Regions from separate parts of the Mus musculus genome. Here region 1 is linked to region 2. Evidence: chromatin loops called from intact Hi-C (ENCODE). Cell type or tissue: heart. All regions are shown on one strand. Links, peaks and the distances in the headings refer to the core of each region. The heading gives the core; the rest is flanking DNA.

Evidence for each region. Hi-C counts contacts between places; a loop is a spot of excess contacts. Peaks named below come from ENCODE experiments on the same cell type or tissue, not always from the same donor. Only the 100,000 strongest peaks of a DNase experiment are listed, where the experiment ranks them.
Region 1: a loop joins it to region 2, with 2.6 times the contacts of the local background. A loop is called at or near these places in 2 of 42 quality-filtered maps.

The regions. Positions count from the first base shown.
Region 1 is chr5:134,898,593-134,913,907 of GRCm38, reverse strand. Tmem270 (transmembrane protein 270) reads left to right here and starts at 7,175. Exons shown (of 3, transcript NM_194065.3): 1 at 7,175-7,280; 2 at 10,894-11,331; 3 at 12,013-12,315. The coding sequence starts at 7,209. The coding sequence ends at 12,297. In heart, for the core only: a CTCF peak has its summit at 6,560; a DNase peak (open chromatin) is centred at 6,557.
Region 2 is chr5:134,609,234-134,624,548 of GRCm38, reverse strand. Lat2 (linker for activation of T cells family, member 2) reads left to right here and starts at 9,524. Exons shown (of 13, transcript NM_020044.3): 1 at 9,524-9,660. Eif4h (eukaryotic translation initiation factor 4H) reads left to right here. Exons shown (of 7, transcript NM_033561.2): 5 at 49-108; 6 at 2,463-2,600; 7 at 2,901-4,677. The coding sequence ends at 3,040. In heart, for the core only: a CTCF peak has its summit at 7,310 (motif pointing right); DNase peaks (open chromatin) are centred at 7,318, 9,578, 10,008 and 10,628.

The DNA.
Region 1 (15,315 bases), core at 2,438-10,437, 290 kb before region 2:
TCCAGCCTGGCCCCATATATCATGTGTGTGTCTTACATGTATGTGTGCTTGTCCACATGTGTGATGGGGAGAACACGTGTGTGGAGGCCAGAGAGAGATGTCTTCCTCAATCCTTTCTCTGCCTGATCTTTGAGATCGATTCAGCCACTGGAGCTTGAATTCATGGAGTCTTGTAGACTTGCTGGCCTCCTGCAAGCTCCAGCGATCCTCTTGTCTGTGCTCTCTCAGTGCTAGGACTGCAGGTGTGCGCCTCCACATGTGGCCTTTCACATGAGTCTTGGGCTCTGAACTCAGGTCCCATGCTTACTCCCTTCCTTCAGAAGTTCTGAGCTGTATGGTGAGGAGGAGGAGGGGGTGGAGGAGAAGGAGGAGGGTTGTATGTGTGCAAGGATAGGGGTGTGTGTTCCTCCCATGGCTTGTGACTCCTGTAAACCCAGGTGTCTTTCTTATTTCTTATTTATTTCTTAGTTGCTCTGAGCAAACGGCTGACAAAAGGTACTTTAAGGAAGGGTTTATAGTGGAGGAGGTGGTGGCCCATTCCTTTGATCCCAGCACTAGGGAGACAGAAGCAGGCAGCTCTCTGGGTTCAAGGCCAGCTTGATCTATAGAGTGAGTCCAGGATATCCAGGGCCACAAAGAGAAATTCTGTCTTAGAGAAGGAAAAGGAGGAGGAGGAGGAGGAGGAGGGGAGAAGGGAGGAGGACAGGAGGATAGGGAGGAGGTAGAGGAGGAGGAGGAGAGGAGGAGGGAGGAGTAGGGAACAGGAGGGGACAGAGGGAAGAGGAGCACGGCAAAGAAGGAGGAGGAGTGGGTGGATGAGAAGAGGAGGAGAGTAGAGGGTCAGGAGGAGAGAGGAAGAGGAGGAGCAGGAAGAGGAGGAGGAGGAGGAAGAAGAGGTGGAGGATCTAATATGTGGTCAGGGACTGAAGTTTCCCTCTCTGCCCTACCCTCTGACAGTCATATAGAAGATCAGTACCACTGGATCCCTGTGTCACCTGCTGTGACCACACTTGCTAACTCACACATTACACAGATACTGGTGTTAGTGGAGTCTCTGACTAGCTTTGACCTCACAGGGAAAGCTCTGTCAGCATTCCTCTAAAGGGCACCGTCAGCTCTTAGAATCCTGTAACTCAGAGCTGGTCTGCCCATCACCCCCCACCCACATCCAGTTTCCCTGTCCTGACTCTCAGGGACTCTGAGCCATGGCTCCCCTGGACAGACAGCAAGGTATGAGCTAGCCTCTACCTTCTGAGTTTGTTTACCTCACACACACACACACACACACTCTCTCTCTCTCTCATTTATTTATTTATTTATTTATTTATTTATTTATTTATTTATTTATTTATTTATTTATTTATTATATGTAAGTACACTGTAGCTGTCTTCAGACACTCCAGAAGCGGGCATCATTTCATTACGGATGGTTGTGAACCACCGTGTGGTTGCTGGGATTTGAACTCAGGACCTTCAGAAGAGCAGTTGGTGCTCTTAGGACCTTCAGAAGAGCAGTTGGCGCTCTTAACCACTGAGCCATCTCGCCAGCCCTACCTCACACTCTTTTAAGAGTCCCTTCTGTAGTTGTTCCCTGAGAACAGAAACATTCTCTGGGAGACTCAGGAAACTTACCAGACTCCAGAGGCCCCTCCCCAGGTTCTAGATGTGGCCAACTATTGCTGAGGTAGGGGAGAGGAGACTCTTGTAGGGAGCTTTCAAGTTGTGTAGAAAATCCCGGGATAGCGTTCTCTTGGGTTGTCTTCAGTCTGTGATGGGTTGTCTGAGTCACTGGTGATTCAATGAACATTCCATCCCTCCCCCCTCCCCCCCCAACTGTTTGTTTCACCAAGTTGGACTCAGATCAAATCATTTCATTATTTTCTGTTTGGAGTGATCAGGAATAGCCTAAAAGGAACACAGTAGATGCCTGGGATGCTAAGGTCAGTACTGATGGCTGTTTGGGGATGGGCCAATTAGGACAGAGCCAGGCTAGCACCACCCTGGCCCAGTCAGATACCTCTCTAAGGATCCCCTGGTTGTCACTGGTCTGGCATAAATGAATAGATTATAAAGAGACACCTTAGCTAACAGAATATTAAAGCAAAGAACCCCAAGGGATTGGGATATTCCCAGGAGTCTTGTGCTAGGAGAAAAGTCTGGTCCAGCCAGAGCTGGGCAAGGCAGATTGACCGTCCCCTCCAGAAAGGAAATTTACAGCCTTCTAGAGATGGTGGTGAGCCAGTGATGGGCAGGATTGCACTTTAATGGGCACAACTCGGTTGTACTCATCCCTAGCCCTTTATTAAATGTTAATATCACTTCGGGACCCAAGGGTTTCACTGGATCTCTCTGTCTGTTCTTCAAATGTGGGTGCATTTAACAAATCCCCATTTTAAATTAGTTTAGTTTCCCTAATTGGCTTATGGAGGACAGAGTATGAACTTGGCCTCATGGGGCACAGACTGCTAGCTGATCAGCCTGGCATCACTGCTACTTGCCTGCAGTCAGTAAGCTGTGGTGCTGACCACCTGCTCCTGGTAGTTAGATTGTACCCACTATCCCATCCCACAGGGCACTCCAGCTTGGCTGAATGGAGATGCTAGGTTGGTGTGTGTGTGTGTGTGTGTGTGTGTGTGTGTGTGGTGTGTGTGTGGTGTGTGTGTGTGTGTGTGTGTGTGTGGTGTGTGTGTGTGTGTGTGGTGTGTGTGTGGTGTGTGTGTGTGTGTATGTGTGTGTGTGTGTGTGTGTGTGGTGTGTGTGTGTGTGTGTGTGTGTGTGTGTGTGTGGTGTGTGTGTGTGTGTGTGTGTGTGTGTGTGTGGTGTGTGTGTGTGTGTGTGTGTGTGTGGTGTGTGTGTGTGTATATGTGTGTGTGTGTGTGGTGTGTGTATATATGTGTGTGTGGGGTGTGTGTGTGTGTGTGTGTGTGTGTGTGTGTGTGGTGTGTGTGTGTGTGTGTGTGGTGTGTGTGTGGTGTGTGTGTGTGTGTGTGTGTGTGTGGTGTGTATTTGTGTGTGTCTAGATATGTGTGGTTGTGTGTCTTAATCTTCTATTGTTGTGACAAAACACCATGACCAAAAAGAACTGGGAAAGGAAAGGACTTATTTAGCGTATACTTCCACAGCATAGTCAAAGACAGTCAGGGCAGGAACTCAAACAGGACAGGAACCTGGAGGCAGGAACTGAGTCATTTCTCTCCTTCTGCCGCGGGGTTCCTAGACTTTGAACTTAAGGTTGTAAGGCAAGTGTCTTTAACTGCTAAGTCAAGGCTTCTCAACCCGTGGGTCGCAACCCCTTTGGTAAATTTCTATCTCCAGGAACATTTAAATTATGATTCATAATTACTTTGTAATTACAGTGTTAAAGTGGCAACAAGATTAGTTTTACGGTTGGGGGTCATCACAACACGAGGAACTGCATTAAAGGGTCACAGCATTTGGAAAGAGTTGAGTTTATTCAGGGATTTTTGTTTTAAACATCCAGGCTTAGGATTTCCATTGCTGTGAAAAGACACTATGACCATGGCAACTCTTATTTTTTAAAATATTAATTAGTTTATTATTTAGTGTATGTGAGTACACTGTCGATTTCTTCGGACCAGACGAGGGCATCGGATCCCATTGCAGACTGTTGTGCCCTGTGTCCCATTTTCCTTCTTCTGGTTTGTCTTCTCTTGCTTCCTGATCGTTTCCCCTCTGCCTGGGTCTCTTCCCCCCACTTAGCTTCCATCTCATCTTCCGGGTGGTCTAATGGTTGCCCACGCTGACCTCAGACTCAATGTGTAGTCAAGGATGACTTTGAACTCCCTGGCCTCTGCCCCTCTCTGCCTCTCTGCCTCCCTCTCTGCCTCTCTCTCTGCCTCCCGCCTCTGCCTCCTGCCTCTGCCTCGTCTCTGGAGCATGGGTAGGAATTACAAGCACGGGCCACTACATCTGGTTTATACAGGGCTGAGAGGACCAAACCCAGGGCTTTGTGCAGGCTGGGCCATCATTTTACCAACTGAGCTACATCCCTGGTCTAAATTTCAATCTCTCTCTCTCTTCAAAATCTTTCAAAAAGATCTATCTGTCTGTCTGTCTGTCTATTTATTATATGAGTACACTGTAGCTGTCTTCAGACACACCAGAAGAGAGCACCAGATCTCATTACAGATGGTTGTCAACCACTATATGGTTGCTGAGATTTGGACTCAGGACCTCTGGAAGAGCATTCAGTGCTCTTAACCACTGAGTCCAGAGACTGTTAGTTGATATTGTTTTTCCTATGGGGTTGCAATCCTCTTCAGCTCCTTTAGTCCTTCCCCTAACTTTTCCACTAGGGTCCCTGGGCTCAGTCCGATGGTTGGATGTTAGTATCTGCATCTGTACTGGCCAGGGTCTGGCAGAGCCTCTCAGGGAACGGCCATGCCAGGCTGCTGTCAGCAAGCACTTCTTGGCATCAGCAGTGAAGTTGGGGTTTGGTGTCTGTAGGTAGGATGGATCCCTAGGTGGGGCAGTCTCTGGATGGCCTTTCTTCAGTCTCTGCTCCATGTTTTTTGTTTGTTTGTTTTGTTTTTGTTGTTGTTGTTGTTCTGTTTTTGTCTTGTCTCTGCATTTCCTGTGAGCCTGGGTGTGTCAGAACTCCTAGGGGTCAAGCTGTAGCTGGGTGTGATTGGGGTGGGGAGTGTTGGAGCACAAGGTCCACTCCCGGGTGCAAGTGCAAACCAGGATTGTGTCCCTGGTTGGGTGGGAGTTCCTGAGTCCCCTGAGCCTGGCAAACATATATTAATGCTGTCACACTACAGGTAGCTCCTTGGAGCTTTCTCTTTTCACTTAATCTTGTTTTCCAGACTTTTCTACGTCAACCCGAACAGATTTCATTTATTCCAGCCAACCTTAAGTCATCCCTCAAAGGGAGTTTCCAATTTTATTTATCCATCTCTTTACTGATGGAAAGACCCGTCTGCAGCTCTGCACTTATCTTTACTCACGAGCAGACGTTTCCGTAAGGGGTCCTTTTGCCAATGGGGGTTGTGAAGTAGGATCAGTAGAAATTAGAGCAAATGTATGGAAGGTTGAATCTTCCAGCCCCCTCCCTGGGGGATTCTAGGCAGGAGCTCTACCACTGAGCCAACCATTCAGCTCTTGGTCTATTTCTAGTTTTAGTTGTCCATGTGTTCATGGGCAGCATTTGCATGATCATTTCCTGTATGGATCTTTAAGATCCTGCATCAGGCTCTGGGCTCTGCATAAATTTCAATTTGCCCTGTAAAGTCACTGGTGCACGATGTGCCCTGATTCTTTTGTTTTTTGCTAAGGAAGGGGAGATAGCATCTTGGTGTGTCTTTGATTCACATTTCCCCCTGACTACTAATGAGACTGGACTATGTTTGCACAAACCTCATGGCTCTTTTGGTTCCTTTTGTTAACTTTCTTTGCTTCTGTGCTTCATCAGGTCCTTTGTTTTAAAAAAAATTTTTAAGCTTCTCTTTCTTTTTCTTCCTCCCTCTTTCCCTCCCTCTCTCCCTTCCTTCTTTTCTTTTCTTCTTTCTTCCTGTGGTGTGAGTGCACACATGACAAGGGTCTTGCCTGTGGAGGCCAGAAGACAACTTGGGGCAATAGTTTCTACTTTTCCACCATGTGTGTTCTGGGGATGGGGCTAAACTGATCAGGGTTGGTGTTAAGTTCTTTAACCTCCACCTCTGATCTCTTTCTTTTCTTTTCTTGTTTTTCTTTTCTGTGTTGGACGTGGAACTCAGTCTTGCACCTGTTAGCCACGTACTTTACCACCTCCAAATTCCAGCAGAATCGATTCTCTCCTTATACTGTGTGTATCTCTGGTCTGGGGCCAAACTCAGGTCAACAGTCTTGACAGCAAGTGCTTTACCAACTGGCCAGGTATTTGATTTCTTTTCCTTTTCTTTCTTTTTGAGACAGGGTCGGTCTCTCTCTCTCTCTCTCAACCTCTCTCTCTCTCCCTCCCTCCCTCCCTCTCATTTTTTCAAGGCAAGGTTTCTCTGTGTAGCCCTGGCTGTCTTGGAACTCACTATGTAGACCAGGCTGGTTTTGAACCCAGAGATCCACCTGCCACTGCCTCCCGAGTATTAATGGCATGTGAACTTACATATAATAAATAAATAAATCTTTTTTTTTTAAATCCAGCTTTTTCCAAGCCACAGAAATTAAAAAAAAAAAAAGTCACGTTAAAAAACTGGAAATAGCAGGACGCGGGGCAGAAGACTCGGAAGTTTGCCTTAGAGACACGGAGAAATGGAGGCCAGGTGGGGTTGCATGGCTTGCAAAGCCCCGTTTTCAATCCCGAGTTCTGCACATATTAACAAGAGGGTTAAATAAAAGGAAGACTGTGAGTCTCATTATCTCCGGGTGGTTCCCTTCTTGTAACCCAGGCATTGACTGGAAATGCACAGGGAGCTCTCTCAGGTGTTTCCAGGAGGTTGTTACCAGGAAATCAGCCTTGCAAAATGAGAAACTTTATCCTGCCTGTCAAGCGCCCTGCTCGCCCCTGCGGTGTCTTCTGCCCTCACGCGACCGCATCGCGGTACTGCACCTGCTCGGAGCTCTTTTAGGTCTTGTTCTGGGGATGTGAGCACGCTTCTCCAGGGAGGAAAGCAGAATGGCGCCCCCTGGCGTGGTGCAAGGCAGCGTACACTGATTCCTTTGTACTCCCAGCTGGTCATCCCTGCTCCTCTGAATGGGGAAACTGCAAGACTGCACACTGGTTCTTCAGCCTGAAACTGATGGGGAGAGGGAAGGGACAGAGAAAGAGGCCTGGGGGGGGGGCGGTGAGGACAGAGGGGTCTCAGTTGAGGATGCTAAACTGAGGCTTCTCCTATGGCAACACTGCTACCCTTGCGGTCCAACTTGGAAAGTAAGGCCATAGAGAGCCCATCTCCTCCCTCCTTCATTTTGTTCTTCTTTCTCTACATCCCTATCTCCCTACCACTCAACCCCCACATCTGGCGGTAAACTAGGCGATTCTGAAATGGGCTCTGAGTTTTTTCCCGATAGTAGGTAGACAATTGATCCTAAGGCTAGACATCTGTGATGACCATGGAGCCAGACTTGACCTCAGAGGAGCAGGTAAAGGGAGCTATGGCAAAGGGTAGTGTGTCATGTGGCAACTGGGTCCCCATGGCAACTGGACCCCCACCCTGTGGCATCTGTGAGGTCACCCTGCCTCTCCTGGCTGGAGGAATGGGTGGAGGCCAGACATGGAGGCCGCTCCCCGGGTCAGATCTGGCCTTCTCAGAATTCTTCTGCGGGCTGGGAGGCTCTCTGCACTGGTAAGCAGGGTATGGAGAGGGGACCTGGAGAGATTCAGCCATTCCCAGCCACCAAGGAATAAACAGTCAAGTCCTGAGAGCCCCATCTCCCAAGTGCTGTGGCATAGCTGTCTATCCGCAATCTTGTTTCCTTCTCCTCCTCTCCCCCTTCCTTTCTCTTCTCTCTTCCGTGTGTATGTGTGTGTGTGTGTGTGTGTGTGTGTGTTTAAGATAAGGGTCTATTATGTAGCCCTGGTGTCCTGGTACTTTCTATGTAGACCAGGCTAACCTTGAACTCAGAGATTTGCCTGCCTCTGCCTCCCCTGTGCTGAGACTAAAGATGTACATTATTATTCCTAGCCCTTCATTTCTTTCCCTTAAAAAGATTATATATTTATGTCTATAAATAGTGTGTGTGTGTGTGTCCTCTCCTTCCACCATGTGGGTCCTGGGGATTGAACTCAGGCCGCAGGCTTGGCAGACAGTGCCTTTACCTGTTGAGCAATCTCATTGGCCTACATTCCCTTTCCTTTCCTCACCCCTGCCCTTCTCCCTCCCTGGCCTCCTCTCTTTCTTTCTCTCCTTTCTGTTTAGTGTGCATGTATGTGGGTGTGGGTATGATGTATATACATGTGTGTAAATGCCTGTGTGTGCACATAGAAGCCAGAGGAGGGTGCTCTCTCTTTCCCTCTCTTTCCCTTCTCCCTCCCTCCCCCCTCCCTCTCCCTTATTTCTTTGATTCTTGGAACTTGGAGTTGATACATTTGTTTATTCATTTTATTTTGTCCAGCAGCTTTGCAAGCCACAGATATCCTCCTGTCTTCAAAAATACCTTCAGTACTGAGGTTGCATGCATGCACTGGGCCACGTGTGTCCTGAGTCATACATGCACTGGGCCACGTGTGTCCTGAGTCATACATGCTGGGCCATGTGTGTCCTGAGCCATACATGCACTGGGCCACGTGTGTCCTGAGCCATACATGCACTGGGCCATGTGTGTCCTGAGGCATACATGCACTGGGCCATGTGTGTCCTGAGCCATACATGCACTGGGCCTTGTGTGTCCTGAGGCATACATGCACTGGGCCACGTGTGTCCTGAGGCATACATGCACTGGGCCATGTGTGTCCTGAGCCATACGTGCACTGGACCATGTGTGTCCTGAGGCATACATGCTGGGCCACGTGTGTCCTGAGGCATACATGCACTGGGCCATGTGTGTCCTGAGCCATACATGCACTGGGTAATGTGTGTCCTGAGGCATACATGCTGGGCCATGTGTGTCCTGAGGCATACATGCACTGGGTCATGTGTGTCCTGAGCCATACATGCACTGGGCCATGTGTGTCCTGAGCCATACATACACTGGGTCATGTGTGTCCTGAGGCATACATGCACTGGGCCATGTGTGTCCTGAGGCATACATGCACTGTGCCATGTGTGTCCTGAGGCATACATGCTGGGCCATGTGTGTCCTGAGCCATACATGCACTGGGCCATGTGTGTCCTGAGGCATACATGCACTGGGTCATGTGTGTCCTGAGCCATACATGCACTGGGCCATGTGTGTCCTGAGCATACATGCACTGGGCCATGTGTGTCCTGAGCCATACATGCACTGGGCCATGTGTGTCCTGAGGTATACCAGCACTCGGCCATGTGTGTCCTGAGGCATACATGCACTGGGCCACGTGTGTCCTGAGCCATACATGCACTGGGCCTTGTGTGTCCTGTGGCATACATGCACTGGGCCATGTGTGTCCTGAGCCATACATGCACTGGGCCATGTGTGTCCTGAGCCATACATGCACTGGGCCATGTGTGTCCTGAGGCATACATGCACTGGGTCATGCCTGCTCTGTTTTATTATGTGGGTGCTGAGACCAGAACTCTCTGATCCTCATGCTTCACCAGCAAGTACTCTCCTCCTCCTCTTCCTCCTCCTCTTCTTCTTCCTCCTCCTCTTCTTCTTCCTCCTTTTCCTCTTCTTCCTCCTGCTCCTCTTCCTTCTCCTCCTCTTCCTCCTTCTCCATCTATACCTCCTCACCTCCCCTGCTGTCTTACTATGTGGTCCTCAAACTCACCACGTAGCCCAGGCTAGTTCCAAAACTCACTGTATAGCCCAGGCTAGCCTTGAACTCTTGACCTCTGTTCAAGAGCAGTCATGTGCACCAGGCCTGGCTTCCTATCCTGGTCCTTCAGATGTACATTGACCCTGAGATTCCCATGGATATAGGGTACCAGGTTGATCATCTCTGTCACCTCTGGGCTGGAGGCTTATGCTCTACCAGAGAGGCACACTCTTCATTGAGGAATTCTCAATTACAACTTTATCTCCCCCGCAACTTATCCCACTTCCTGGTGAATAGAAGACACCTTGAACAATCTGCCACTCAGATGAGAGACCTGGAAATCTGTCTCTCCTTCTCTCTGTCACAGTAGGTCTCACATTAAATCCGCCACCCCTCTCCCATGTCTCTACATCTCCCTGTCCTTAATGATACCTATATGCCCAGATTCCCTCATGCCAAGGGCAACCAGGATTCTAGGCAAGCCCAGGTATTTGGGAGAAGTCAGCCAGCCCTGCATTCGAATTTCACAGAGTTAATTAGAGGGGAGATCATCTCTACTTATGAGTTTTTAATTTTTATTAATCATTATTATTGTGTGTGATGTGTTTGGTGGGTGCTTGCTTGCCACAGCACTTATGTGGAAGTCAGAGGATGATTTGGGGACATTGGTTCTCTCCTCTTCCCTTTCCGTGGTTCTGGGGTCAGACTGAGGTCACCACGCTCGTGGGGTGAGAACTTGAGCCACTGAGCACTCTATGCTCGTTCATTTGTTTGGTTTCATGTAGATGAGGTTAGTTTTGAACTTCCTATATAGCCAGAGGAGCTTGGACACTAGATCCCTCTGCTCCTACCTGCAAAGTGCTGAGACTACAGGCATGCAACACCTCTCTTGGTTTTATGAAGAGCTGGGGCTTGAACCCAGGGTTTCATGCATGTTAGACAAGCACACCACAGCCAAGCTCCATCCCCATGCTTAAAAGTCACTCTTACGGGGCAGGAGAGATGGCTCAGCAGTTAAGAGCACTGACTCTTCTTCCAGAGGTCCTGAGTTCAATTCCCAGCAACCACAAGGTGGCTCACAACTATCTGTAATGGGTTCTGATCTGCAACAGCATGCTTACATACATTAAAAAAAAAGTCACTCTTAAAAAAAATCTTTGGAGGTAGAGGCAGGTAGATCTCTGAGTTCAAGGTCAGCCTGGTCTTGTTCCAAGACAGCCAGGGCTACACAGAGGGAGAAAAAAGATTATAGGCAGGGCATGGTAGCACATGCCTTTAATCTTAGCACTCAAGAGGTAAAGGCAGGAGGATCTCTGTGAGTTCAAGGCCAGCTTTATCCACATAGCAATCTCCAAAATAGCCAGGATTACCTTGAGAGACCATGTCTCGAAAGAAACCAAAATCAAATGAATGAATGAATGAATGAATGAATGAATGAGAGACTATTCCTGTGTATCACAAGTGAATTGAGACAGCTCACAATGACCGAGCAACCCCTATCTCTAAAGCACTGGTTGGGTTTCACCCAGGTTGGTGACACTGGTGTCCCCATCTTCCTACAGCTGATCCAGAACCGCACTCACTTGTACCGCTTTCTGCTCCTGAAGATGGCCATCTTTCAGCACTGGGTGTTGGGGCTGGCCCAGGAAGCCCGGGGTTCAGGCAGTGACCAGGCCCGCCAGCTTCCGGAAGTCATCATAACCTGTGCTCTGAGTTTGGCCCTTCGAGCTGGACTAACATTGCTGTGGGTCCCCATGTGGCTGCTGCTCTGGGGACCCAGGCTGGCATACAGAGTCGGGCTGTGCTGCACTCGTACTGTGAGGTTGGCCCTGGGGCATCTCTGTGTCTGTGAACCTCTCGGTCTGTCTCCAGCCACCTTCAGGGACCTGTTTCTATCCTGCCTGCACAGCCTGATGCTGGTAGCTTTGCTGCTGCTGCTGCTAACCTGGAAGCTGATGCAGAAAGCCCATCACTTTAGTCTGGGCTGGCTGCCCAGTCAGGTGGGTTAACAGGGATGCAGGCTGATGAGCTTGGGGACTTTGGGTGTGGCCACAGCTGGTCAGTACTGGCCATGGGAAGGTCCTGGGGGCCACTTAACATGCTGTCTGTCTGTCTCTCTTAAATTATTATTATTAATGTGTGTGTGTGTGTGTGTGTGTGTGTGTGCATGTGTGTGTGTGTGTATGGCAGGAAGCCAGAAGAGGGCATTAGATCCTCTGTAGCTGTAGTGACAGGCAGTTGTGAGCTTGTACCTACATTACCTAATGTGGTTAATAGAGATCAAACTGGAGTCCTCTGCGAGAGCAGTATTTGCTCTTAGCCGCAAACCCATCTCTACAGCCCCGTACAACATTGCTTTTAACTTTTTTCTCCAGAAAGTCTCTTTAAGAAGCCCTGGCTGTCCCAGAACTCCATCTGTAGACCAGGCTGGCTTTGAATTCTTACAGCTCTGCTTGCCTCTGCCTCCCAAGTGCTGAGGATCAAAGGGGTGCGCTCCCACCACCAGGCTCATAGAATGTTACTTAAAAAAATTTGCATGTTGCACACAAGTGGGTGTCAGCATCAGGGTTTGTTTCTTTTCTTCCACAATGCTAGGGCTGGGGCCGGGGCTCAAACTTGGCCGACTTGAGCCATCCTTCCAGTCCTTACCAATGCTCTTGCCTGGCCGGACCCTCCTGCAGAATTCTGTGTTGCTGGAAGCCCCGGCCCTGCTGAGACGCCTCTACCTGTGGGTGGAACACAGGACCACACTCACTTCCTGGAACCTGGCCTATCTTGTCACTTGGACGACCTGCCTTGCTTCCCACCTGCTTCAAGCTGCCTTTGAACACACAACCCAACTGGCCCAGGCCCAGGAAGTCAAATCCCAGGAGACCTCGGGGCCCCCGCCTCAGTTCTTAATTCCAGAATCCTCCACCACTGAGTCTGGACCCCTCCCACCCCAGCCTGAAACCCCTGGAGAATAAATGTGTCCCCCACCTGCCCCTCCGACTCACCATCTTTTTGCCTCGCTATTCTGTGGAAGTCTATTCTGTGCCATGTGTGCACATGTGCATCTGTGTACCTGTGCTTGTGAGCGCACAGGGGTGAAATCCCAGGCTCAGCACTTCTGGAAGGAAATCACATTCCTCACGTGCCTCTCAGGTGTCAGGCATCAACCTCCTCTGACACTTTACATATCGTTTAGTTCGTCTCCTAGCAACCCTAGCATCTGGCTTGACTCTCATTTTCCACACTAGAAAACTGGGCCTCTGAGATCGGACATTCCCAAGGTCATGAAATGTGTCAGCGTCGGCTCAGGTCTCCAGATGGCTTTGTTTCCCAGGTTGCTATGTCTAAATCTATGCCCCTGGTCCTTAGCTCCCTAGGGATTTAAAGGGAGCTGGGCAGTTAGAGGCTCTGACCTCTTGGGGGTGCCAGGAGCTCACAGTTTAGAGATGTAGGCAAAATTTTGGAGTAGCTCTCCTAAAGTCTGAAAGTAGCTTATCCATTCACCCACATATAGGAATGGGTCTGCATGCTCACCGCTACATATACACACCCGCCGACTATCCAGAGGACCTCTCTCTCCTCCTTCCCTTCTTCCCACCTTTCCCTCCCTCCCTCCCTTCTCCCTCCCTCACCTCTCTGCTCCTCTCTCCCCCATCTCTCCCTCCCTTCCCCTCTCTCCCTCTATTCATCCATCCCTCCATCTTTCCATCCCTCCTTCCCTCTCCCCCTCCTTCCCTCCTTTCTCCTTCCCTCTATCTACCCATCCCTCCATCCACTCAAAATTCACCCATTTAACCATCCTTCCAAACACCTCAAATTCATCCATCTATCCTTCTATACATCCAAAAGTTCAGTTACCCCCTCACCCACCCACCCATCCATCCATACACCCCAAATTCATTCTTCCATCCCTTTGCTCCTAAATCCATCTGTCTATCCCCAAATGTATCCCCCATCCCACCCCCATCTACCCATCCTGCTCCCCCCACACACATGCATTCGTTTGCTCTTTTCTCTTTCCAGAAACGTCATAGCACAGACTATCAACCTCCCCCAGGCAAGGGAAGACTTCTCCAGTCTCCTCAGCCTCTCACTGGCAAAGGCAGGCTCCTTCAGACCCAGGCTCACCCAGGCTCTGCAGAGTCCTGGCCTTAGATGAGTGATGCGTATGAGGAAAGAGGAGGGGCTGATTTCCTGAGGGTCAGCCGTCACCTATCACCCCTTTCCCTAGCTCAAGACCTGGCATCTGTGTGAGTGTGTGTGTGTGTGTGTGTGTGTGTGTGTGAGGTTCAGAGAACCTACGTTCCCCAGCCTCACCCTGTTCCTCATCTTCAGGGCAGCTAGTGCCTCCCTTATGACTGTAAATGGTCTAGGTTAGATGTGTCTTCCACGTTCTTCCTCCAAATACAAGAAGCAACTTACCTGCCTTCGAGAGACCTGAGTGGGCTCTTTTTGTTCAACGTGGCTGGAGCCTGTGGAATGACCTACAGGCCCCTGATTAAAGGGCAGTCTCTTCTGGGTTCCAGAGCACCCACAACTTATTGGGAGGACCTGGGTACCAAACCCGTGAAAGTGCTTGAGCTGCCAGGAACCAGGGTTAAGGCCTCAGCATTGAGACAGAAACAGCAAAATACAGGTGGAGAGGAGTTCAAAACCCAAGAAGGGAGAGGAAGGTGACAAAGGTCTGAGTAGGGTGTGTGGGGGGGGCACAGTGTAAGCAGAGTGGGGCTGGGGGCCAGGGTGGAACCAGCCCTGGCATTGAACTGAGGTGAGACTGTCTCTCTGTGGGACTGACACTGGCAATTGTTTTTTTTTTACTAGCTCCCCTGCTTCCGTGTGGCATGAGTTCATTATGTGTGCACATGTGCAGACATGCATGTGGTGGCAGGAGGTTGACACTGGGTGTCCCCTTTATGACTCTCCACCTCTCTCCTTGCACCTGAAGGTCACTGATTTCGCCAGACCAGCTGGCCATCTACATCTCCAGACCCCTGTTTTTAGTTTATTATTGATGTTGTTTGTTTTTTGAGATGACATAGCCCTGGCTGGTCTGGAACTCACAATGTAGACAGAGACCTGCCTGCCTCAGCCTCCTTAGTGCTAGGATTAAAGGTGTGTGTCATCACTCTGGGCTCCTTTTACTTTGAGATAGAGTCTCAGCAATTGGTCCATGCAGGCCCTGAAACTGCAGTCCTTTCTCAATCTCCCAATAGCTGGGATAACGGGCCTGAACCACCAATCCCGGCTCTGGAGGCCCCTTCAGGCTTTGCTCTTGAGTGCCCCATCTGATAGCTAGTCTACCTGCAGACTGCTTAGGCAGACCTCTGGTATATACATCCCGGCCCACTGGATCTTTACATAGCTACATGGGATCTGATCTCTGGGATCCCTGGCCCCAAGATATCACTGCATTTGCTTTAGAGCCTTGGAGATAAATACCCCAGGCCTTTAAAGACCCTGGTTGCCTGGGACCAGGGTTTGGGAGAAAGGACTAGCGTATCCTTCCTGTTGCTGCTCCAGCCCCTGCCCCTCAGCTCACTGCAGGACTATCGTCCAAGCTGAACAACCAACCATCTTTTGTGTCTGTGTGCAAAAGATTCCCATGGCCGTGCTGGTTCACTGCTGGTGGTCCCTCATAGATGGGAGGGCAGGGAAGGCTCACTGGATCCTCTCACCTTATTTTCAGCCGTTTGTACACAGCCCTGCCCTTACGGCACATGGCTTTGGGAAGGCTGGAGTACACAGGCTGGGGAAGACTACGGGAAGGGGATGTCAACTCTATGGTCACAAGGGAGACATCGTCAAGCTGCATTGTCACATTGCATGCAGACCTTCCAGGGTAGCTGCTTTGTGGTCACCCATTCTTGTGAGCCCATAGTCCTTTGCTCAAACTGTATAGGAAAACCTAATAAACTTATTAGTTCTCTGGGTAGAACTTTGGTTTGTCAGTGGTACCTTGGGAAGAGGGGAATAAGATGGTCACACTCCTCCAT
Region 2 (15,315 bases), core at 3,425-11,424:
AATGAGCACAGCCCTCAACTTGATCTCTTTGTGTGTGTGTATCCTCAGGAATGGGTGGCTCTCGAGAATCTAGAGGTGGATGGGATTCCCGGGATGACTTCAACTCTGGTATCAGTATTTAACATTCCACTCTTCCCTCGTCCCTTGTTTCTCAGGATGTTCAACCTAGACAGGCTTTGAATTCCTTCCACCAGTGAGACTCTCCACAAGGTCTCCAGCCATACGCTTCGCTTCAGGATTGGTAGAGAGGCCGGCCAGGCCCCTCTTCCTGCTTTCCCCTGAGCCTGTTGCTGGGGCTGTAGCTAGGACAACTCTTGTGTTTCATATGTGGTACAGAAAGAATTAGAAGTGTTTGTAGAAGTAACACAGCAAAGAGGCTCCAGGAGTGCCCAGGTCCCTCAGTGGTGTGGACCCTGGCGGCTGGTATTCCTCTTGAAGGGCGTGGAGCTCTGGTTCCTTCACTTCAGGGTAGATAGGCTCTGCTTTAGCATCCCCTCTTCAGCCAACCCAGGGTGTTCAGAGGATGTCTGCATCAGTAGAGATGAGGGGCACAGGCATGCAAATGCCAAGTCCTCTAGCAACCAGAAATGAACTTATTCATGAAAGTACAGTAGCACACAGTGAGTCTATAATTTTATGTATACACTGGTCTCTGGAAGCATGTGTCTCAGAGCCAGCCCAGGCAAGGAAGCAGCTCCTGGGGTGTTAGGGCCTCAGGTCCTGGAGATAGCCAGTTCTAGGGCCACTGCCTTCCCAAGATGCCTTGTTTCGGCCAAGAATGCAGAGGGAGCCCTTGTCTTACCACACTTGGGTCTCAGAGTCGGCTGCCAGGGGTGTTGCCCTCCAAAACACATGTGGATTTAAGTATTTTGACAGTATTCTAAAGAAGTTTTTTTGTTTGTTTGTTTTTGTTTTTTCGAAACAGGGTTTCTCTGTGTAGCCCTGGCTGTCCTGGAACTCACTCTGTAGACCAGGGTGACCTCGAACTCAGAAATCTACCTGCCTCTGCCTCCCCAGTGCTGGGATTAAAGGTGTGTGCCACCACGCCCAGCTGAATAATTTTTTTAATAAAGGGAAATACAAAGAAGAAAGTAGATGAAAATGTGCCAGTGGAGTGGGGAGTAGGTAGCTCAGCAGCAGCTCGTATGAGGAGAGGCCCTAAGTCCTGCACCACACACACCTCTACCAGAAACGTCAGCCAGTCAGCCAGTGTGCTAACCTTAACTTTGCAAAGAGAAATCGGGGTTTTCATGGTATGCTTCCTAGAAGTCCATAAATGAGTTTGTCTCCTCCTTCGTGCCCTTCCCATTGTCCTTATGGGTTAGGTGTGGGGGTGTTTGTCTGCTATGCATCTGTGTACCGCTTGTGTGCTCAGCTCCCTCAAGTGTCAGAGAGGGCATCTTAAAATGACCCATTAACTATATCCCAGTGCTCAGAGGATGGAAAGCAGTAAGTTAGGAGTAAAAGGGACACAATAAAGGCTGCAGACATTTGTCTGAATGCGTTCCTGGGCCCCCAAACACAGTTCATCTTCCTCCTGAGCACTGGGATTAAAGCTTTTGGCACTTCCCCTATACACACAAACCTCTGTGTGTGTGTGTGTGTGTGCGTGTGTGTGTGTGTGTGTGTGTGTGTGTGTGTGTGTGTGTGTGTGTAAGGTGACAGTTTTCAGAGGAAGTCTCCTTGCACTGTGTGGAAAACAGGCACTGCAGTCAGGTTGGCAGGCTTGGCAGCAAGCACCTTTCCTTGCTGAGCCACCTCTTGGTTTACTTTTGACACTGGGTCTCACTGGCCTGAGTTTAACTGGCTGGCCAGCAAGCCCGAGGACCTAGAGCCCTTGTCTCCCAGGTATGGGATTATAAGCTCATGATACCACATGTGAGCTCGTGAAGACCATCTTTATCCCTGGAGCTGGAGGTGACAGTCGTGAGCCACTGGTGTGTGGTGTGGGCACTGGGAACTGAACTCAAGTCCTGAGAATAACAGGCTTTGGTCTGGCCACCACCACCATTTTTAGTTTTTAATGCAGGCTTCCTATGTGATCTTGGCTGGCCTCAAACCTGGCAGCAATCCTGCCTCTGAGAAAAGCCTTTTTTCTCAGAATTCAGCATCTCTTGAGTAAGCTGCAGTTTATATGTGGGTGCAAGGTGCCTACATTCTTGGGTACTCTCTCTGATTGATATTGTGTGGTCCACGCCACAGCAGAGACAAATGGAATAGTTGCCTTGAATTCCCCAGTGAGAGGCTGGGCATGGCTTAACAGATTGCTTCCCTGGCATAAGGCCTGGCTCCCATCCCAAATGTGTTCTCACCCAGCAAATGCAGGGGGTTTTGTACGCTTTACTTTTGGAAAGTTTCCAGATACTAGACAAACATGACATTGAAGAATCAATTTGTAGAGCATTGTGCATCTCTGTTGATGTGACAGTGTAAACAGTTTTTGACTCTGTCTTCTTTCCTAGGCTACAGGGATGACTTCTTAGGGGGTAGGGGGGGCAGTCGCCCTGGGGACCGGCGAGCAGGCCCTCCAATGGGGAGTCGCTTTCGAGATGGCCCTCCTCTGCGTGGCTCCAACATGGACTTCAGAGAACCCACAGAAGGTATGGCAGCATCCTTGGGACTCACTGTCTGCTCCCTTTAAACCTTCCTTTTTGCCCTGCATTGATCTTAGTCTGATTGTCAGTCATCAAATTTGTAAGGCAATTTTGAAATTAGATAGGTCTTATCATAATGGCTCATAATCTTGGCACTTGGAGAGAGATGGGCAAAGGCAGGAGGATCCAGAGTTCAGTGTTAGCCTGGGCTACATAACAAGTTTGAGGCCAGGCTGGGCTAAGTGAAGCCCTGTCACAAAGGCACAGAGCCCGTTTTACATAATCCATGTTATTTTCTGTCTGCAGAGGAACGAGCACAGAGACCTCGGCTGCAGCTTAAACCTCGGACAGTGGCAACGCCCCTCAATCAAGTAGCCAACCCCAACTCAGCCATCTTTGGGGGAGCCAGGCCCAGAGAGGAAGTGGTTCAGAAGGAGCAAGAATGAGCTTAGGTTGGGAGGGAATGGGGCGTGGGGGAGCTGGAGCAAGACCACGGCCTGGTGGCAGCCGGTCGCCCTACAGGCCCCATTCCCGCCTGGCACTGTCCTCCTTACAGCGGAAACACAGAGCTTGTGAGTGCATGTCAGCTGTTAACAAGTGGTTTCTAGTACATTCTTGGCTTTGCTATATCTATCTAGTGCCTGTTTTGTGCTTTCTTTCTGTTTTCTTTCTCTCCCCTCTCACTCCTGCCCTCTCCCCGCCCTTCCCACGTGGTGTGGATGTTGGTCACGTGTGGAAGGTGGGCTGAGGTGCTTCATCCTTTGCTTTCTTTCTTTCCTTTACACGCCCTGGCCACACTCCGGGCGTGCTGTCCTCTGCTTTTTCTCAGAGCTTCTCTCCAACCTGCATGTCGAGTTCTGTGTTGCTGTGGCTTCTGGGAAAGAGCTAGAGCCACTAGCTAGGTGGCTGGTGGTGACTTGTTGGTGTCCAGCTGGGATGAGCATGCAGAATTGATGCACCTTGGGGTAGAACAAAGAAACTGCCTGCTGCTCCTGAGAGGCTGCTGTGTTTGGGGTCTATCACCCGCCCCAGCAGCCTGATCAGCCGTAGCAGGCTCCTGTCAGACAGTGAGGCCAGATGGGTGCAGGGGAGTCTGGACCTTCTGCACTGGTGGCGACCTGGGTGGCAGTGGCCATGTGGCTTTGCTCCTGCTCGCTCTTAAGACCAAGTGGAAGCTCATTCCCTGCTCTTCCTGGGCCATGGAGGCCGCTTGGGGGTGCAACCCGCTGCAGCTCAATCCGCTTCCTGCAGCTGAGGCCTGTAGGAAGCAGGGGTGGTGCTGGAGCTGCACCGGGCAGCTGTGCTTTGCACTGAGTCTGCGCTCTTTCCCTTGTGTCTGTCTGATCCAGGGCGCTTAGCCCAAGAGGCTGCTCGCCACCACAGCTCAAGGCCTAGAGTCTGGCACTTTCTCTGATCAGTTACCCAGCTGTTGAGACCCTCAGTACCTAGGTGTCTAGAAACCTCTAGGTGTGCTGCTTCCTCTGTGGGGCAGACCCCTGCTCCCGCAGACAGTATGGAGCACTCACTTGAGAGAGAGCAAAGGGGATCAACCAGGTTTGGCTTTTGGCTTGAACAGTTGTGTGTGAACAATGGAAAAGGATTGGCACCCAGTCTCCGTCTGCTCCAATTGGAGCAGTAGGGGTCAGCCAGCCACTAGAGCCTTGGGGAAAGGGGCTGAGAGGTGTGCAGCTTGCTTGGTAGCCAGCAGCTTCCTGCCAGCCTACCCCTTGGCTCGGGATTGTCTTTGTTGCAAGGTCTCGGCAATTTACAGAACTCTCACTCCTTCCCTCGCCTGCCATCTTCTCTGCTTCTGAGATAAGAACCATTTGTGTAACACCAATACCTAACTTAAGACAGACATGCATTGCGTGGTTGTAATCAAAGCTGATGCTTTCAGATGATGTAATCCATCTCCAATGCGGAAAAGACAGGCCCGTCCATCCACATTGCTGGGCACCCAGCTGACTGTAAGAATGGAATTCCAAACACTTAACACATTCAGTTCTATGACAGAAAGTGAGTCTATGGATATGGTATTTTGTGAATGATCTTTTAAATAAAAGAGAACCTTACATAACACTTATGCTTGTCTTTCTGGCCACTTGGGAGCTGTGAACCTTGGGGTGCTACAGAGAAGCATTTACAAGGAGTTAGGCTGGCGTGTTGACCATGGTCCTGCTGCGCACACTGCCACTGAGTATGTTGTGTGACCTAGTTTGCAGAATCCTGATCTTGGAACCTCTAAAGAAGAAACTGGAGGTAGGCTAGTCATCTCGGCACTAGGACATGTGTTTACTGTGTAAGCATTTCCAGCATCCATGTAAAACGTCATGTGTACCCATAATCCCAGCACCCGGGAAATGGAGACAGAAAGATACCTGGACTTGCTTGCCAGCCAGTCTAGCCACATGTATGAGCTCTGGTAAGAGGAGGGCTTCGAGAAGCTAGAGATGGTTCAGTAGTTGAGGGCACCAGTTTCTCTTCCAGAGAACCCAGATTCAATTCCCAGCATCTACATGGCAGTTGGCAAGCATTTGTAACTCCAGCCCAGGAGGTTGGGTGCGACCATTCGAGCCTATGAGTGCCTATGCAGATAAAACACCCTTATACATAAGATGTTTGTGTGGAGCATATGGCACATCTTCAGTCCCAGCATACAGGAGGCAGACAGTCGGGGGCTCTTGAATTCAAGAATAGTGTGGCCCCTACATAGTGAGACCACGCCTCTAAAATGGGAGAGGAGCTTACATGGTTAGTTTACTACTACCTCTGTGGTCCTAGCAGAGTGCCCAAATGGAAAGGATCTTTTTCAGTGTTTAGACTGTACATCAGTGATGTAGATGAGTTCAGACAATTGGCTCCTGGTTTCTCTGCTTTTGTGGGATTTCCTATTTTGTTTTGTTTGGTCCTGGGAATTGGCCAGAAGACCTATATTGCTACATAAAAACTACAACTCCACCACATGCCAGCCTCTATGATGCCCTTTTCTTCCCCCGCCCCCCTCGAGACAGGGTTTCTCTGTATAGACCAGGCTGGCCTCGAACTCAGAAATCCACCTGCCTCTGCCTCCCAAGTGCACTACTGCCCTCTGTGATGTTCTTGCTTTGGGATTCTTTCTGTTGATCCAGAGTCTGAATATTGATGACTTTGGGGGCAGGACCTTTTGTATTGTTGGATGTCCATGATGGATAGAAGATGATGGGTATCCATGTGTGCTACTTAGGGCTGGCAAATGCTGAAGGAAGGAACTGGAGTTGGTGTCCTGTGGGTGCTTGGGATCAAACCCAAGACCTCTGCAAGAGCCGCCAATGCTCCATTTCATTGAGTGGTCTCGCTGGCCCAGAGATTGAGTGTGCTTGAGCTTTTTGCCTGATAAACATGTAATGCCCCCTGTGCATGGTCTGCCCATGGAGTAGTCGGGCATTTGATCTCCCAGAGCTAGAATTAACAGCTCTCAGGTGGGTATATAGCACTTGAACCCCAGATTGTCTTCAAGAGCAGCAGCAGTATTCTTATGAAGGTGACCCACAAAATTGAAGACAGGACAGTGAAATGGCTTAGTCGGTTAAGGAGACTTGCTGCATGCCTAACAGACAGTTTACTCCTCAGAAAGTAGTGGACTTTCACAAGTTTCTCACAAGGAAAACAGCCAATGCATCTTCAGCTCTCAAACATCGGATAACTCGTAAAAGCAGATGCTTACTGTGATGGGTGGCTGTAGTGTTCCGTTGGACCCTAGTTAGTCTGAATTCCCTGGGAGATGCACTAAGTGATTAGCAGAGCAGTGGCTATCCCAGCGTGTCCCTCTGAAGGGAGTCAGACTACCACCAAGGGCCCTTGGGATTGGTAGAAGTCTCATATCATTCTATTGAAATTAAGAATAAACTCACTACTGAAGCTGTGTGAGTCTTTTAATCCCAGTGCTCAGGAGGCAGAGGCAGGCAGATCTCTGGGATCAAAGGCAGCCTGGCCTACATAGAAGCCCTGTCTCAGAACGACAGACCATGGTTCAGGGCTTGGAAATCTGGCTCATCTGTTAAAAAGCGTTTGCTGACCTTCCAGCTACCTCCATAGTAGCTCACAGCAGTATAACTTCTAGGGGTCTGATGCCCTCTGGCCACCAAGAACCAGGCACACAAGTGTTGCACAGACATACATGCTTTCAAGACACTTGGAGTGCTTCAGTAATTCTAGCTATTCCAGGGACTGAGACAGGAGGTCTGCAAGTTCAAGGCCCATCCTGGACTACATAGCCAAGAGGCCGTCTAAAAATGAAAAATTAGAACACTACAGGGGTGTGCCTCCATATCTAGCTGTGCTGTGTTAGAAATGGAACCCAAGCGAGCACCAACTGAACAACATCCCAGTTTTGGTGTTGGTAGGTTGTGTGTGTGTGGGGGGGGGGGGGGTATCTCTAAAAAGGAATCCAGAAGCAGGCACGGGGCTGAGGTTACAAGTGACTGTGCCAGGGATCCAAGATGAATGGGTCCCTCCAGAACTGAGTGAAGTTGGACTACTGTGAGCTACTGTGTAGGTGCAAGTGGGAAAGAGGCCAACCATGATCCTCTTAGGGGTTCTCTGCCTCCCCACCTGACCCCGTGGGGAAAAAAAAGTCTGATGAACTGAATGCATCCGCACTACCTGTGGTCAGCACAGATTTCAATGGTCAACTGAGTCTCCTGGTGATCGTCCCCATGCCTGTGCTACTTTGCTTCACCACAGGGTGGCAGCAGCAGGCTTGGGGCACAGACTGGGGAAGAAACACCCAGGCTAGCACTAAACTCACAGCAGATTGCCTCCTGCCTATGTCCTTCCTCCCCACTACAGGCAGTGATACCCCCAACTGAGAAATGGCCTTGGCTGGGGGTGGAGGGGGTGCTCAGTTATTAGTGTTCTCAAAAGCCTGAGGAACCCGAGCTTGGATCCCCAGCTCTCAATGAAGCTGGGCACAAACGACGTGTGCTCTTAGCTTTGGGGACATGGGAACATGGCTATCTGGAGCTTGCAGGACCAGCCAGCCTGGACTAACTCGGTGAGTCTCTGGAGTCTCTGGCCAGTGAAAGGGAACAGTCAAGGTGGAAGCTTGGTATGGTCCCAACACTTGGGAAGAAGCAGGAGGATCTGTGAGTTCCCAGGCCAGCCAGGACTATACAGTGAAACCCAAAACACAGAAAAATTACAACCAGGAGGTGGCAAGATGGCTCAGTGGTAGAGGTAGTTTCCAGCACGCCTTTTTTTTTTTTTTTTTTAACTGTTTACTCTTTATATTTATTTATTTATTATATGTAAGTACACTGTAGCTGTCTTCAGACACTCCAGAATAGGAAGTCAGATTTCATTACCGATGGTTGTGAGCCACCGTGGTTGCTGGGATTTGAACTCCGGACCTTTGGAAGAGCAGTCAGGTGGTCTTACCCACTGAGCCATCTCACCAGCCCTGCGCACGCCTTTAATCCCAGCACTTGGGAGGCAGAGGCAGGCAGATTTCTGAGTTCAAGGCCAGCCTGGTCTACAGAGTGAGTTCCAGGACAGCCAGGGCTACACAGAGAGAGAAACCCTGTCTCAAAACAAACAAAAAAGAACTAACGTACAAAGAAATAGATGTAATAAAGACAATTTGGGTTTTTTTGTTTGGTTGGTTTGGATTGGTTTTTCGAGACAGGGTTTCTCTGTATAGTCCTAGCTGTCCTGGAACTCACCATAGTGGCCTCTAACTCAGAAATCCACTTGCCTCTGCCTCCCGAGTGCTGGGATTAAAGGCGTGCGCCACCACGCCCGGCTGACAATTTGGTTTTTAAAAAGTAGATGACACAGTCTGCATAAATCTGAGTTCAAGGCCAGCCTGCTCTACAGAGTGAGTCTCAAGACAGCCAGGGCTACACAGAAACTCGGTCTCAAAGAAACTAAAATGTGGAAGACACCAAGACTGACTTCTGGCCTCTACATTCACCCACTACCACCACCCACACACAGAGGCAGCTTGTCTATCCAGCTGTCTCTGGCACAGTGGTCCTTTGTTCCATCTGCCATCTTTATTCCCGTCTTTCTCCCTGTATCCTCTGTCCCTTATCTCTTTTATCTGCCGGTTAGTATTTGTTCTATGGGATTCCACTGCCCTAATCTCTCTCTCTGATCCCCATTCTCAGATGCCTGTGGATGCTGGAAGGATTCTAGCTTCCTCTTACCTGTGGTTGTCAGCGTCTACATATCTGCCTCTCTGTCTTTCTGGTCCTCTCCTGACCTGTGCATCTGTGTGTGTGTGTCCCCATCTCTGGTGTCTGACTGTGGCACGTGCGTGAGTGTGTACATGTCCCTCGAAACTCCGTCCTCTCCATGTCTGTGTCCATGTGAACTCTGGGGTTGACTCTCTACCCGTCGATCACTGTAGCCCTCCCTCCTCCATGTGACCTTGCTCTGTGGTGGGCATGTACTGTGTGTGCTTGGCTTTCAGTCTGCCCGTGCCTGTGCCCATCTCTCACTTCCCATTTTCCCTATGTCTGTTTTCTTTTTTATTGCCTCTCCACCCCCAGGAGTGTGTGCACATACATGTGCATGTGTGTGCACATGCACACTGCACATAAGCCTGTGTGTATGTACATATGCATCAGAGGACAACTAGACACTCACTTCATGGTTCCTGGTGATAGGAACCCTGGTTCCTCTGGTTCCAAGTTGTCCAGCTTGGTGGAACGTGCCATTACCCAGGGAGTCTTTTTTGAGACAGGGTCTCACTGTAGCTGTCCTAGCTTATATAGACCAGGCTGGCCTCAAACTCAGAGCTCTGCCTGCTTCTGCTTCCCAAGTGCAGGCATTTAACAGCACACACCACCATGCCCAGCTTTAACTTCGCTTTGTATCTCTGCATCTTTTTCTGTCTCTGCTCCACCCACTTTGTCATTAACCACCCTAGTAGTCTGGCCGAGGCGGATGTAGAGGAGATGATTCAGTAGTGACAGGAAGCCAACTGCCTTGCCCACTGCTCACCAGAGTCAGTGGTGTTGGCATCAGCTTGGGCAGGTGTGCGGCACAAGATGAAGGGGCCATGGTGAGGAGCCCTCACCCTCAGGTAAGCCTTTCCCAGGGGTGCTCCCCTGTTGTGCTACACCCCACAAGACCCTTAGGGATAGACGGAGCGGAAGCCGAGATACCTGATACCTCCCACCCTGGCCTAGTGCTGTGGCCCTTAAGGAAAGCCTATGCAGGGCTCCAGGCACCCACTTATCTATCATTGGCTTCCCAAACCCCTAGCCTCTGAGACCCCCCAAGAAGCCCCTAGGGTGGTTCTGTCACTACCAGTGACTGGAGAGGGCCAGCTAAGAGCCAGAGATGTGAGATTCTCCCGCCCGTTGAGGGTTGGCTAATGCCACAGGCCTGTGTATGGAACTTGGATGCTTTGGGGAACTGTGCCCAAGCCCTGTTCCAGCCAGGAGGAAGTTGCTATCCCCAGAAGTCCATCCAGGCCTGAGCCAGCTTGTACTTTCTGACAGATAATCCTTGTAACGTTGGTGGGCTCCTTGGTTCCGGCTTTGAACAGGTGGCCCAGATTGACCAGGGACAAGGCCTGCCAGACCTCTGTACATAGACATACTCACATATGTACGTGAACAGTCGCCCGCTGGCCTCCAGTAGGTGTCTTCAGGGTCTTCTCTCCGCCTCATTTGAAGGCCCAAGTTATTTGGTCAGACTGGGTACTGTACACTCCTCCATCAGGGCATTAGGAATGCTGAGGTGGGGAGACCCTAAGTTCAAGGCCAGGCAGTACTCCATTGTGAGGCCCTGCCGCAAAGGCTCAAACCACAGAAATGTTATTCAGCTAAGCCTGCAGGCCTCAGAGTAGCACCCCATGAATAAAGCCATCCCTGGTGTGAGACGGGTCATGTACTTCATCCAACAGACCCTCATGGCCTTTTTACCCCGAAGAACGAGCTGCCGCAGTGATCACTCACGAAGGGCCACTGAGGTTAGAAGCTCCGATGCAGTCCTCAGAAGCAAGCCTTGCTCATATGAAAACTGCCCACTTCCCTTTGAGCTATTTTGGCCCACGGAGCCACAGAGCTGTGGCGGTCCCCCACACACCCACAGCTAGCCCTGCCTGGCCCCTTGGGGCCTTCTGAGACTGCTGGGCCATTCCTCCTGCAGCCCTACCCTCTGTTCCCCTCACCCTCTGCCTCTACTCTCAGGGTAGAGAGCATCAGATAGGATAGAGGGAATTCACCGGGCCTGCTCTGGGTTTCCATCTTTTCCAGTGTTTCTTTGTGGCACAGTATGCGCCTCTCTGAACCTCCATTTGCTCCTTGGGAGGAAGAAAACATTTGGGCTCAGAGGGATCCCCAACTGAGAAGCAAGCCCCAGGCCCTGTCCAGGAAGCACCCCATGTACTCACACCTGCCTTTTTTTTTTCAATATTTTAATACATTCTTTTATTACCACATGTGTGGATGGATGTGCATGTAGCACGGTGTAGGCCAGAGAATAACTTCTGAGAGATAACTTCTCAGCACCGTGTGGGTCCTGGGGATGAATTCAGATCATCAGACTCGGTCGCAAGCACCTCTCACCTGCAAGCTACCTCACCAGGCCCCTTTCAGTCTTTTTTTATCAGTATGCTTTCATTATGCATACTAAGAGGCTTGTGACACTTCCATACAACATGCATCTTGGTCATATTCACCCCCAAATTACCTCTCTTGTCCTTCCCGGTTCCCACTGGTCCCTGCTCTCTTCCCAACTAATCCCCTCCTGATATATTATGTTCTCAGTGGGAGTGGGATAGGGTAGTGGCCCAATGAGTTTCATTAGGTTTGCTTACAGGATGTGAGTGAGGGGTGGGCATCTTACCATTGAAGAAGTGCTCTCTCTCTCTCTCTCTTTCTCCCTCCCTCCCTCCCTCCCTCTCTTCCTCCTTCTCCTCCTCCTCCTCCAGCAATGGGTTTTTTTTGTTGTTGTTGTTGTCGTTTTTGGTTTTTCAGGACAGGGTTTTTCTGTGTGGCCCTGGCTGTCCTGGAACTCACTCTGTAGACCAGGCTGGCCTCGAACTCAGAAATTCACCTGCCTCTGCCTCTTAAGTGCTAGTGCTGGGATTAAAGGCGTGTGCCACCAACACTCGGCTGTCTTTTTTTTTTTAATTTAAAATATTTATGTAAGTTGGAACATGCTGCTACAAGCCTATAATTGCGGCACCTAGGAGACAAATGCAGGCCATTCTCTGTGAATTCCAGGCCAGCCAGGTCTACACAGTGAGTTTCAGACTCACCAGAGCTACACAGTGACTCCCTGTCTCCAAACCACAATGTATGTGAATGATTGTTTGCCTTGCATGTACATGTGTGTACCACATTCATGCCTGGTGCACACAAAGGCTGGGAGAGGGTGGAGTCCCCCGGGAACTGGAGTTATAGATGGTTGTGAGCTGCCATGTGGGTGTCAAAAGAATCAAATCTAGGTCCCCTGGGAGAGCAATCTGTGCTCTTGACCTCTGAGCCATCTCTCCAGCACCCCCTCCCCCACCTTTTCCCCCCTCATGCTGGGAATGGAACCCCAGTGCCTTGCCCTTGCTAGTTAAACATGGGTATATCCCTTCCTGAGCGATTCTAGGCAGGCAGGTGCTCTACTGTTGAGTCATGCCCACAGCCGCATACTGAGAGATGCTAGGCAGTTACTCTACCACTAAGCCACACCCTCACTGGGAGATTCTAAGTTCATCCCTGGGAGACTCTAAGCAAATGTATGCCCCAGGCCTCTTTATGGTTTGAGGCAGAGTCTCTTTGGATTGACCTTTGAATTCACAATATTCCTGCTTCAGCCTCTTGATCACCTAGGAGTCCTGGCCTGCTCCACTTGGTCAGGTGTGTCTGCTTCATTAGCCCCTCAGACCCTGCTGGGCTCAGTAGGGAGTCCACACATGTGCCTTTAGATGTGACCAAGCAGAATAACATAGCCCCTCAGTCTTTGCTGTAGGCCGCTGACAGTCCCTTCCTGTGTGTGTGTCACATGGCTAAGAACCGTGACTATGACACGGCTGAGCCTATGCCACATTCATCATCTCCATGACAGGCCTCGTGACAAACCCCTGTGTGGCCGGTTAGAGGGTACAGATGCCCTGACCAACTGTCCCGGGCCTGAGGGCTTCTGGGGTCCTGTTTACCCCTAGATAACAGGTCTAGAAGCACATGGACTCTCTGGTAGCCCAGACCTCTTGGATGGAGGATGGATGGAAGGCATGGGGTGCCCTTGGAGAGGAAACAGCACTTGGCAGGCAGCTTCTGCAGCCTCAAATAGAATACCAGGCTTGCTCTTGGGGTCCTAAGTAGGCGGTGGCAGGCAAGGGCTGAGTTATATGTAGCCTGCTCCTCCACGTGTTATGCCCACATCTCCTTCTGCTCTTGTTTTTCCCCCATTGAGACAGAGTCTCGAACTCCTGATCTGCCTCTGCCTCACAGGTGCTGGAGTTACAGGAGTATGGGAGTGAGACATCGGAACCAAATCTCCTCTCCCTTCCCCACCTTCTATCACTCGCTCACATCTCCTCTTCCTCCTGTCTGTCTCTCTCTACATATACATCCATTCTTCTCTCCCTTAAAAAATATAGATAGATAGATAAATACATACATACATACATTCATGCATACATACATACATAGGATTGTGCCTTTACCCAGAACTAGTCTGAATTTCCCTGTCCTCCTGGCTCTGTTTCTTAAGGTCCTAGAGCAGTGGTTCTCAACCTTTCTAATGCTGTGACCCTTTAATACAGTTCCTCCTGTTGTGGTGACCTCCCAACCATATTTTCATTGCTACTTCACAACTATAATTTTGCTACTGTTATGAATTGTAATAAATATGACATGCAGGATTTCTGACCCCTAATGACCTCCAGAGGGGTCGTGACCCCCAGGTTGAGAACCACTGTGCTAGAGAGTCACAGCCGTATGCTCAGTTTATGAGGATTTTGGATAGACAGAGACAATGTCCTAAGCAAAGGCCATGTCCCAGCCCCTCCCTGGGGGATTCTAGGCAGGGCTCTACCACTGAGCCACACCCCCAGCCCCTACCTGGGGGATTCTAGGCAGGGCTCTACCACTGAGCCACACCCCCAGCCCCTACCTGGGGGATTCTAGGCAGGGGCTCTACCACTGAGCCACACCTCCAGCCCCTCCCTGGGGGATTCTAGGCAGGGGCTCTACCACTGAGCCACGCCCCCAGCCCCTCACTGGGGGATTCTAGGCAGGGGCTCCACCACTGAGCCACACCCCCAGCCCCTCACTGAGGGATTCTAGGCAGGGGCTCCACCACTGAGCCACACCTTTTCTTTTCTTTTTTGGTTTTGAGACGGGGGAGGTGGGGGGTTGAGGGGTGTGGGGGGTGTTCTCTGTATAGACCTGGCTGTCCTGGAACTCACTTTATAGACCAGGCTGGCCTTGAACTCAGAAATCCGCCTGCCTCTGTCGGGATTAAAGGCATCCGCCACCCCGCCCAGCTTAAGCCACTCCTTTTCTAGTTTGAAGTAGGACCATGTGCAGAAAGAGAGGCCACTTAATCCTTCCCATTCCACATGTGCCTCACACAGGACTGCTTTCCTCAACTGTCTCCCTTGCCCGTGCTAGGGAGCTGAGTGTTCTCATGGTTGCAATAGTCGGTTTCATAAACCCATTAGAAAACTCATTCACCAGACTGCGGGGCTTCACCAAGGCTGGGACAGCCGCTACCTTGGATGTGGCCTGGGCTAACTGAGGATTTGTAGCCTCCTCACACCAGACATCTCTCAACATCCCTCTCTGTGCCCCAAAGACCAGCCTCATTCTGAAGGTCCTTGAGTCCTGTCCCACAGCGGGGGACCTGTCCCTGATGTATACAGTCTCAGGGTTACATCCTCTGAGAGGAATCCTCACCGACTGGCTTCCTCCAGCTCTCACCACAGGCAGAATCTTGGTTCTTTGATTGTTTCTTTGTTTAATACAGTTTCTCTGTGTAGTTCTAGCCGTTCTGAAACTTACTTTGTAGACCAGGCTGGCCTTGAACTCAGAGCTCCACCTGCCTCTGCCTCCCAAGGGCGGGGGGGGGGGGGGGGGGAGGGCAGGGGGGATGGGGAGGCGTGAGCCTCCACTGCTGCTAGGATCTGGGTTCTTGGGTCTTCCTGGGGGCAGAGCAGAGCACCGCTGAGGATGGGTTCATAGGCACACAGCAACAGAATGAGTAGAGGAGTGTGTGTGTGCGCGTGCGTGTGCCTATGTGTGTACACGTGGTCATGAGCTGCGATCTGCCTAACGGGCATCCTCTGGAATAACACCAAGCACTCTTAACTGCTGAGCCCTTTCTCCAGCCCCTCCACCTTACTTTTGTTGTTGTTGGTGGTGGTGGTGGTGGGTTTTTTGTTTGTTTGTTTTTTTGTTTGTTTGTTTTGACACAGGGTCTCAGTCTTTAGCCCAGGCTAGCCTGTTGTCTCAGGCTGGGAGAGTTAGGGGATTGTAGGTGTAAGCCCCTATGCTAAGGTCGGGACTGAGTGCTGACCCCTCCCTTTTTACAAAGCCGCTGTGGGCGCTTCTCGGCCTCAGTTTCTCCACCTGTGAACCAAGGAGCCTCTCAGGGCCAGATTGGAACGGATGTTTAGGATTTTGTACAATTTCTTTTTTTTTTTTTTTTTTTTTTTTTTGGTTTTTCGAGACAGGGTTTCTCTGTATAGCCCTGGCTGTCCTGGAACTCACTTTGTAGACCAGGCTGGCCT